Regions from separate parts of the Homo sapiens genome. Here region 1 is linked to region 2. A link is an interaction called in ENCODE POLR2A ChIA-PET data of the cell type or tissue named here. Cell type or tissue: PC-9. All regions are shown on one strand. Each heading gives the region's core, and the rest is flanking DNA. Links, peaks and the distances in the headings are about the cores only.

What was found. ChIA-PET counts read pairs that join two places held together with the same protein. Peaks named below come from ENCODE experiments on the same cell type or tissue, not always from the same donor. Only the 100,000 strongest peaks of a DNase experiment are listed, where the experiment ranks them.
Region 1: POLR2A ChIA-PET joins it to region 2 with 9 read pairs; 2 of 35 experiments call an interaction of 5 or more read pairs at or near these places.

What each region holds. Positions count from the first base shown.
Region 1 is chr5:142,569,078-142,573,474 of GRCh38, reverse strand. No RefSeq gene overlaps it. Among named protein-coding and RNA genes, the nearest start is that of FGF1, 110 kb to the left of the region's middle. In PC-9, for the core only: no CTCF peak of the experiment used is centred there; no DNase peak of the experiment used is centred there.
Region 2 is chr5:142,871,005-142,875,401 of GRCh38, reverse strand. It overlaps ARHGAP26 (Rho GTPase activating protein 26), which reads right to left. Exons shown (of 23, transcript NM_001135608.3): 2 at 1,907-2,002; 3 at 231-292. Among named protein-coding and RNA genes, the nearest start is that of ARHGAP26-AS1, 4.3 kb to the right of the region's middle. In PC-9, for the core only: no CTCF peak of the experiment used is centred there; DNase peaks (open chromatin) are centred at 701 and 2,421; H3K27ac peaks cover 3,089 bases.

The DNA of each region.
Region 1 (4,397 bases), core at 230-4,229, 300 kb after region 2:
TGACATACTACTGTGGCCTGCCAGTGTTGACCTAAGCCACTTTTATTATAATATTACTAAAATATGCACAAATATATAAAACTAGGTATAAACCTCATATGCTTATAGTTCTTTAAACTATAAAGTTGTTTAATAGTAAACAACTATTAAACCCAAACAAATGTGTAAATATATATGTGATTTATTTATAAATTAAAAACAAAGTTACGGTGCCAATAAAATCCAAAACATTGACATAAATGTGACAGAATGCACCATCCATTTATCTGTTGATGGACACTTGAGCTGTTTCCACAGACAAAATACCAGATTGTTAGAATCTAGAATCCTGCAATATAGTTTTATGCTTTCTGTTTCACTGTGGGAGGCCAGCACAGTGGCTTAGAATGATGGGTCTGGAGTCAGACTGCCTGGGTTTAAATCCCACTGTGTGATTCGGGTAAGCGACTGAAACTCTTAGTTTCTATCTGCTTTCCTGTAAAGTGGATATGGTAAGAATGCTTACTCATGGGGAAGTTGTGAAGATTCAATGCAACAATACAAGGAAAGCATTTAGCCCTGTGCCCAGGACACACAAAGGGCTTCATAAGTTATTATTATCATTGTTGTAATTACTCCTTTTTAATGGTAAACCCATGTTAACCTCTGTTCCATTATTTTGAAAGGTTAATCAATTTAATGAGACCCCAAAATGTAATACCAAAAGATTATTCAAGGAAAAAATCCTAATGAACTTAGGACCTACAAAGCTGGCTCTGTGTTCACCTTCACCAGCAATGAATAAGGTATCAACTACCAGGCTTTTTTGAGTGTGGAATGCCTTAGTTAGTGTGGGCCATTGATGACTTAGTTTTCCCACTCTGTCTTCTCTTCAGTATACCTTGGGATGGGGTAGTATTAGCCTTCCCTTGGTCCCTGTGTGAGCATCAACTTCCATGCAAACTTGGGAACTGAAAGAGTGTGGTCAACAGTCCCCGAGTGATCATCCAGGTGATCCAGAATAGATTTACAGTCCTTTCATCCATTCAAAAGAAAACAGAAACATACATAGACACACACACACATACACACTCATCCCTCCCACCCCCCCACACCACACACACACCCCTCCTAGAACTCTCTGACACTTAACAATGTATATACGGAGTCTGGTTCTCTCTCTCTCTTTCTCTGTTAGATTTAACAACTTCCTGGAAAGAAGGGTTTTAAGCCAAAAGAATCTCTTGGGGTGAGAATATTAGGCTTGGCGGAAGGCTACAGCAGAGGACTGGTAAAGGGGAGGGTTTGTTACACTCTAGGGTCAAAAGAATGCTTATGCACGCAAAAAAAACAACAAAACTCTGCTACATATCCAGTCAACAAAGAGGGCAATCCTAGCTGTACAGAGCGATAACCTTATACTTTTTAGTCTCTATGGGGTGGCAATTCATGATAAGAAAGGCTAGACTGAACTCCTATCTTTACAATGTTTATCAGGGGAAATTTAATAGGCCAACTAGCAACATTGGAAGAGAAACTGCACTACTTAAAAATACCATTGCTTTTTAATGACTTTAGCCCCTACCGTATACAAATGAAGCTACTTAAATATAAATTATAGCTATCTCTTAATTAAAGAAAGCCTATTAAGTTCTTTGTCACAAAGGTGCATCCTTGAAGGTAATCATAATCTATTTCTCAAACATTTTACAGTTCAGACTGGCCCTACTACCAATCAATCTAAATGAGTGCGGAATTAGCTGAGCTCTAAGTCTGGGTAGGTTCAGACACATCTTACAAATAAAAGCAGATCCTGCAGAGTGTGAAAGCTTCTTCCCACATGGTACTTTTGGCCCCTATCTCCTTAAGTCTTCTAATGGCCTCGCAAACCCTGTGGAGAAATGAAGCAAGGGCCAGACAAAGTCAATCACATGAGATGCTATCAAAGACTACTTCCAGACCCAAGCAAACGATTACACCACAACCTGAGCCAGGGCACGCAAACAGAGGCTGGCTCCCCCAATGGGCCCTGGGCCACTTCCACGAGTCCCCTTTTCCCATAACCAAATTCTGACTACCATCTTCATCCTCTCAGGACACAAGAGACATTAATGGCAAAAAAGCTGGTAGAATTCCTAAAATCCTTTAAGCTTACGAAATACAAAGAACAATTACTAGATTCATACAAAGTATCAGATTCTTAGAACTAAAATCTTCCTTCTCCTGCCAATTTAAATTAAAAAGTAGGAGTGGCAAAAGAATCAAAAGCAGGTAAGCCCAGGAAGCTGAGGGTGCAGTGAGCCAAGATCATATTACTGCACTACAGCGTGGGTGACAGAGCCAGACCCTGTCTCAAAAAAAAAAAAAAAAAAAAAGAGTCCAGGCACAGTGGCTTACACCTGTAATCCCAGCATTTTGGGAAGCCGGGGCGGGTGGATCACTTGAGCCCAGGAATTCAAGACCAGCCTAGGCAACATGGTGAAAACCCATTTCTAAAAAAAAAATATCAAAAAAAAAAATTTGCCAAGTGTGGTGGTGTGTGCCTGTACTCTGGAGGCTAAGGTGAAAGAATCACTTCAGCTGGGGAGGTTGAGGCTGCAGTGAACTGAGATCATGCCACTGCACTCTAGCTGGGGCGACAGAGTGACATCCTATCTCAAAAAAAAAAAAAAATTTAAAAGCACAGACACAAACAACTACTTGTATGCCAATGTGAATAGCAACATTATTCACAATAACCAAACAGTATAAATAACCCAAGTGTCCCCAACATGAGTGGATAAAGAAAATGTGTTAGGCCGGGCGCGGTGGCTCACGCCTATAATCCCAGCACTTTGGGAGGCCGAGGCGGGCGGATCACAAGGTCAGGAGATGGAGACCATCATGGCCAACACGGTGAAACCCCGTCTCTACTAAAAATACAAAAAAAATTAGCCCGGCGAGGTGGCAGGCGCCTGTAGTCCCAGCTACTCGGGAGGCTGAGGCAGGAGAATGGTGTGAACCCGGGATGCAGAGGTTGCAGTGAGCCAAGATCGCGCCACTGCACTCCAGCCTGGGTGACAGAGCGAGACTCCGTCTCAAAAAAAAAAAAAAAGAAAGAAAATGTGTTATATACATGTAATGGACTAGTACTCAGCCATAAAAAGGAATGAAGCATTGTTACGTGCTACAATATGGATGAACCTTAAAAACGCTATGCTAAGTGAAAAAACCCAGACCCGAAGGGCCAAGTATTGTATGATTCCATTTATATGAGAATATCTAGAATAGGCAAATTCATAGAGATAAAAAGTAGATCAGAATTGCCAGAAGCTGGGGCAAATGGAGAGTTATTGCTTAATGGTTACACAGTTTCTATGTGGGGTGATGGAAACGTTTTGGAAACAGATAGTAGTGATGATTGCACAACAGTGTGAACGTAATTAATACCAGGTACTGATTTGTACGTTTCAAGATAGCTAAAGGGGAAAATTATATGTTATATGTTTCAGCACAATCTAAAAAAAAATAAAGGACTTGAATCACTGGAAACAACTCAAATGTCCTTCAACAAGTGAACGAATAAACAAATGGTGGTACATCCATATGTTGAAATAAAATGGAACCAACTATTGATATACACAACAACTTGGATTGATCCCAAAGGCATTTTGGTGAGTCACAGACGCCCATCTCAAAAAGGTGACATGCTGTAGGATTCCATGTATATGACATTCTCAAGAAGACAAAACTATAGGGATAGAGAACTGATGAGTGGTTGGCAGGGGTTAGGGGTCAGGGAAGCGTATGCTTATAAAGAGACAGCACAAGGGAGCTTAGTGGGGGTGGGTGATGGAACTGTCCTGAACCCTGATTATGGTGGTGGTGACAAGAATCTATACAAATGTTAAAATTCATAGAATGAGTCACCAAATTTTTTAAAAATCAAGTTTTTTTTTCTTTTTTGAGATGGAGTCTCGCACTGTCACCCAGGCTGAAGTGCAGTGGCGCGACCTCAGCTCACTGCAACCTCCACCTCCTGGGTTCGAGCAATTCTCCTGCCTCAAAGTAGCTGAGATTATAGGTGCATGCCACCACGCCAGGCTAATTTTTGTATTTTTAGTAGAGACGGGGTTTCACCATGTTGGCCAGGCTGGTCACGAACTCCTGACCTCAGGTGATCTGCCCCCCTCAGCCTCCCAAAGTGCTGGGATTAGAGGCGTGAGCCACTGTGCCCAGCCAAGTTATTTTTTAAAAGTGGGGTAGAAGGAGAAATGGCACCAATTGCTATCACTGCTCTTACAACTCTGATTTCCTGTTTCTTTTTTCTACTTTTATTTTAGAATCAAGGGGTACATGTACAGACATGTTACAAAGGTGTATCGCATGATGCTGACATTTGGAGTACAAATGAATCCGTCACCCAGATATTGAGTATA
Region 2 (4,397 bases), core at 268-4,267:
TGAATCTTCAGAAGGACATCATTTAACTACGTTGTTCTAAAGTTATCCACCAGAGTAATCCTTTAATATTTACAAAAGCCTTCAAACTCTACAAAGATGAGGCTTGCTGAAGAGCTCAAAACATTCAAATGGCAGAGTCTGGATTTGAATCTAGTTCTTCTGATACCCATCCCTTGCTCCCTCAACACGAATATACTATCTGGGACCAAGAGTAGCCCAGCCCTACTCACCATCCGTATCCGTTCATCTTCAAGATTCCTGAGGACAGTGGCAAACTCCTGCAAAGATCTTGCTGGAAAACAGAAAGGGGCCATGAGGTGGAAGGAGTGTCATGGGCCTTGGGGAGCCTTTCCAGCTCTGGCTATTATGTTATGGATTTTAATTCCTTGGCACATACAGATGCCTAAAGTCAATTGCTTCCCAAGGCTCCCTTCATCTTTTTAATCATTAACCATTAAGGATGACCCAGAAATGCAGGTTAATTCCACCTGGCACTCTAGCTAGGGAATGATTTCTTCAAGGAAAAGATCTGCCTGTTCCTGAGAGTATCCAGGACTGGTGAGATGCTGGCAGGCTTCCAGGCCCCGGGCTGGAAGGGGCAGAGTTCCGCTTAGGAGTTGAAGGATTTCCTGTCTGGATTCGACCTCCTCAACCTTTGTCATGGCGTTGCGTCAGAACCCAGCCTTTTCTTTGGCACCAGAGCTAAATAAACAATGCTGCTGGCATTGGAAGCCACATCTCTGGCTTCTCTTTGGGTTCCTCCTGAGTCCTCAAGCCACTCATTAATAGAATGCAGCTCGAAGCATGGTGCTCATACATGAACAGTCGTCTTTGCCAAAATTATTCATAAAAGCAATAAGCATTACGTGCAATGGCCCTGAGGATACTCGAGACCCTTGAGCCATGTTGGGAAAAGCAGCCATACATTCACAAGTTACAAGGATACATTTTCACCATTCTCAGCTGTCTCCCAATTGCCTGTACTCAGCCCCAGATGCTGATGTTCTACATGGCAACAGGAACTCAATAAGCATTTGATGAATTAATTAATCCAATAAAACTTTCTCAATTCTCGCTCATTTAATGGAGTCAACCAAGGTGCCTATAGAAGAATAGTGTGCAATGACAAGGCCCTGGCAAAGAAAGGTGTCTTGACATTGCGAATCCTCCATGCTTACGGCTGCCTACAGACCAAGGCAGGTGATGGTGAAGAGTGAAGCAACACACCGTGGTGATAAACAGTAACCCACCTCAGCCTCTTTTTAAGGAAACAGGAGTGGCGGGGACCTCCCTGTCCACAGCACAGGAGAACCAGATACGGAGCTCCTCTCCCTATCTGAAGGCAGTGGCAGACGCATAGCTCAGCCAACTGCTGCCAGGTCAGAAGAGGGAGCCAGTAGATCAAATTCTCAAACTTTTCAAAGAAGCTGGAAAACTGGAATTTTAGATTATAAATTGAATTTATATGGTAATTCAATTTTAAAAAATGAGAGCCAAAGAAAACTGGGCTGTGTTCTCATCTCAGCCTATTATTTTGCAACCTCTGATCTAAATTTCCCCTCATCTACCTGTGTTCTACATATGCTCTAAGCTCTTAGTACTATGGTTGAAGGGGAAGAATGTCACCAGCCGGAAAAATACTAAAGGGAGGTGGAAAGGAGAGTCCCACTGCAAAACTTCAAGCTTTCTCTCCTGCATGCTGGAGGGTGAGGCAATCCCAAAACTCGAGAAGACCAGAGTAGCCCCAAGCTCCGATCCTCACATATCTCTGGCCCTCCACTTCCACTAAGGACTTCTTTGTTTACTAACCTTAGAGACTTCCTATCTCAGGGAAAAGGCTCTGCTGGGACACTGAAGGCTATGACAAACAATGAACATTTTTATCTTCTGCACAGTTATGACTTACCTATACACATCTCATCATCTGTTTCTGCATCTCCTATGCACTGAAATTTAAATTCATTTAAGGAATCTGCAAACTTCCGCTTCGCTGAAGACAAATCTAGCAAGAAAAAGACAGGAAAAATCAGGAATTACTAAAATTAAACTGGCTTTCTGATTTGCTGCCCTTATTGGTCCTTCTAGGAATATCTTAGGAGGCGGATTTGTTCCTGAGTCCATTTCAAAGCACAAAAGAATATAAATTCAAAATAGTCAACACTTGGTTACAATATGAAGCACTGATTTGTTCTAGAAGTTAATATTTTTGTTATATTGGCTTTAACAATTTAAGTTCTATCTCTACTTTCTAAAGGCAACTTGTCATCTCCGTTTGACATGTGGGAATCCACTTGCCAAAGGAAGTCGGGGAGAAAGCTTGGATCAGAGCCAACATTAGTGTCCACAGCCTGCAGGTCTGCTCTGCCACTGACCCTCCACACAGTCAGTGCAGTTTCCCCCACAAGTCTGACTCAACAGTAATTTCCCCTAGGTCCTACTCACAACACAAACTTTCACTAGGGAGGGAGCCTGGAGAAGGCTGGAAGGAGGGGCTGGGAACTGCCCTGCCCATAGCACCTGGCCTTCCTCTTCTGACTCAAGCACAGGCGAGGCCCAGGTTCTCACAACCCTCTCCACTCTCCTCATGAGCAGAGTGGACCACCAGCCTGACAAAGCTCACCTGAATTTTCCTGGCTGGCCACATCCAACACCACCAGGAGAACAAAGCCCCGGCAACATTTTGTATTAGGGTAAAAACACATGCCACACGCAGTATCCATAAGAAAAACTCTCAAGAGCCCTTATCATTAAAAAGTCATCATCATAAACTTTCACTGAAGATAGTAATGAAAGCCAGTGATCCTTCCGGAGTCTTCAACATCTCTTAAGGGTATGAAACCACCAAGGTACCTTTAAGTGGACTGGCAGATCTGGCTGCTGAGGACAAATGTGCTTAACTTAATTCCATGTGCAGTCTTCCTGCAGATTAGGCTAATCATTCAAATTACCCTCATACATGGTTCCCTCATTGAAGGGGAAATGGCATTATGTCCAAATGCCCAAGGGAGGGAAACATGAGGCAGAACCAGCAACAAGGCCTGGCTTTAATAAGATATGGGTGGTGGGGGGGTGTACTGTGGCTGCACAGATCAACATAAGCTACTAGAATAAAAGCATCCGTGACTCCCAGTACTTTTTCTTAGCTCCCAGATTTGTCCCCTGAGGTTAGGGATCGTGTTTTCCACCTTTCTGTTTGTTTTGGTTTGTTTCCTCTGTGTACCTGGCAGTGCATCCTGCTCAGTGTATGCTGAATAAATGTGGGGGGCGGTGGGAGTGGGGGCACTGGATACAAATCCAATCCCCAGTGCTCCTTCCAAGCAATGGCTGCTAGTGGAAGAGCTGGGCGTGGGCTGTGCTGCTGTTCTCAGGACCAGGGCTCAAGCTACTGCATGGACAGCAGCTGCAGCTCCTGCTCCTGGACTGCCCTCCCACACGCTGTGATGACACGGTCCCGAGATAGCTGCGGTTTGTCCAAAGCGCTCTGCTCTACACCAAAAGAAGGCACTTGGGGTGGAGAAGGGGAACACAGGAGCCAACAGTCTCCGATCTCTCCCTCGTTCAGTCACTTTCACAGAATGGTCCTTACCAAAATGTCAAAAGATGTTGGCAGGGGACTCAGGCATCTGACAAAAATGGCCAGCCCAGGCTGAGGCTATCCCTCAGAACACAAATCACAAAAGGCAAGCCAGGAAGGAAACAGATGCACCCAAAAGCCAGAACACCGTGGGCAGGAAGGCAGGAGGAGGCTACAGGTAGACACAAGAAAAAAGGGAAAGAATAATATTTTAGAGTGGAAGACAATGTTCTGTTAGAGCCTCCAAATGTGTGTGCATCAAATGTGGGTGTGGTTATACACATTCCCATTTTAGTCAGAATGTTCCCTGATGAGAACGCACAAAGTCTGCACTAAGAGTAACACAGGTTTGCCTTTCTACCCACCCGACAATCCTGTGCCTCCCCCATAAGCAAGAGAAACTCAATCATCTCAACAAAGTGGAAACAGGTGAAATGCAAGCCAGGCTCGGGAAAGCTCCCAGCACACACCTGAAAAGCCGCACTGCCAAGGGCAGCTGCCAGGAGGATCAGGGAGTGGCTGGTCATGCACAACGGGGCCTTTGTGAGGCTTCTGCACAGGGGCACCCATTGAACCAGGGCAGGGCCTGTTAGCTTATGACCAGCAGGTGACCTGATTTCCTTGTCCACTGGCACAGAGCACACCCTGCCACAGTGCAAGCCTGAGAAGCAGTGAGGACCCCATGAAGCTGAAGGACAGGCCGATCCCCCGATAGACGATTAGGTAATGACTGCTGGTATGGAGTCAGTATTGGGCTTCAAGCCAATGAGGAAAGCTGGGTAGAGCGAGAATCCTGATGAATGGACCTGAAAAAGGAACTCAC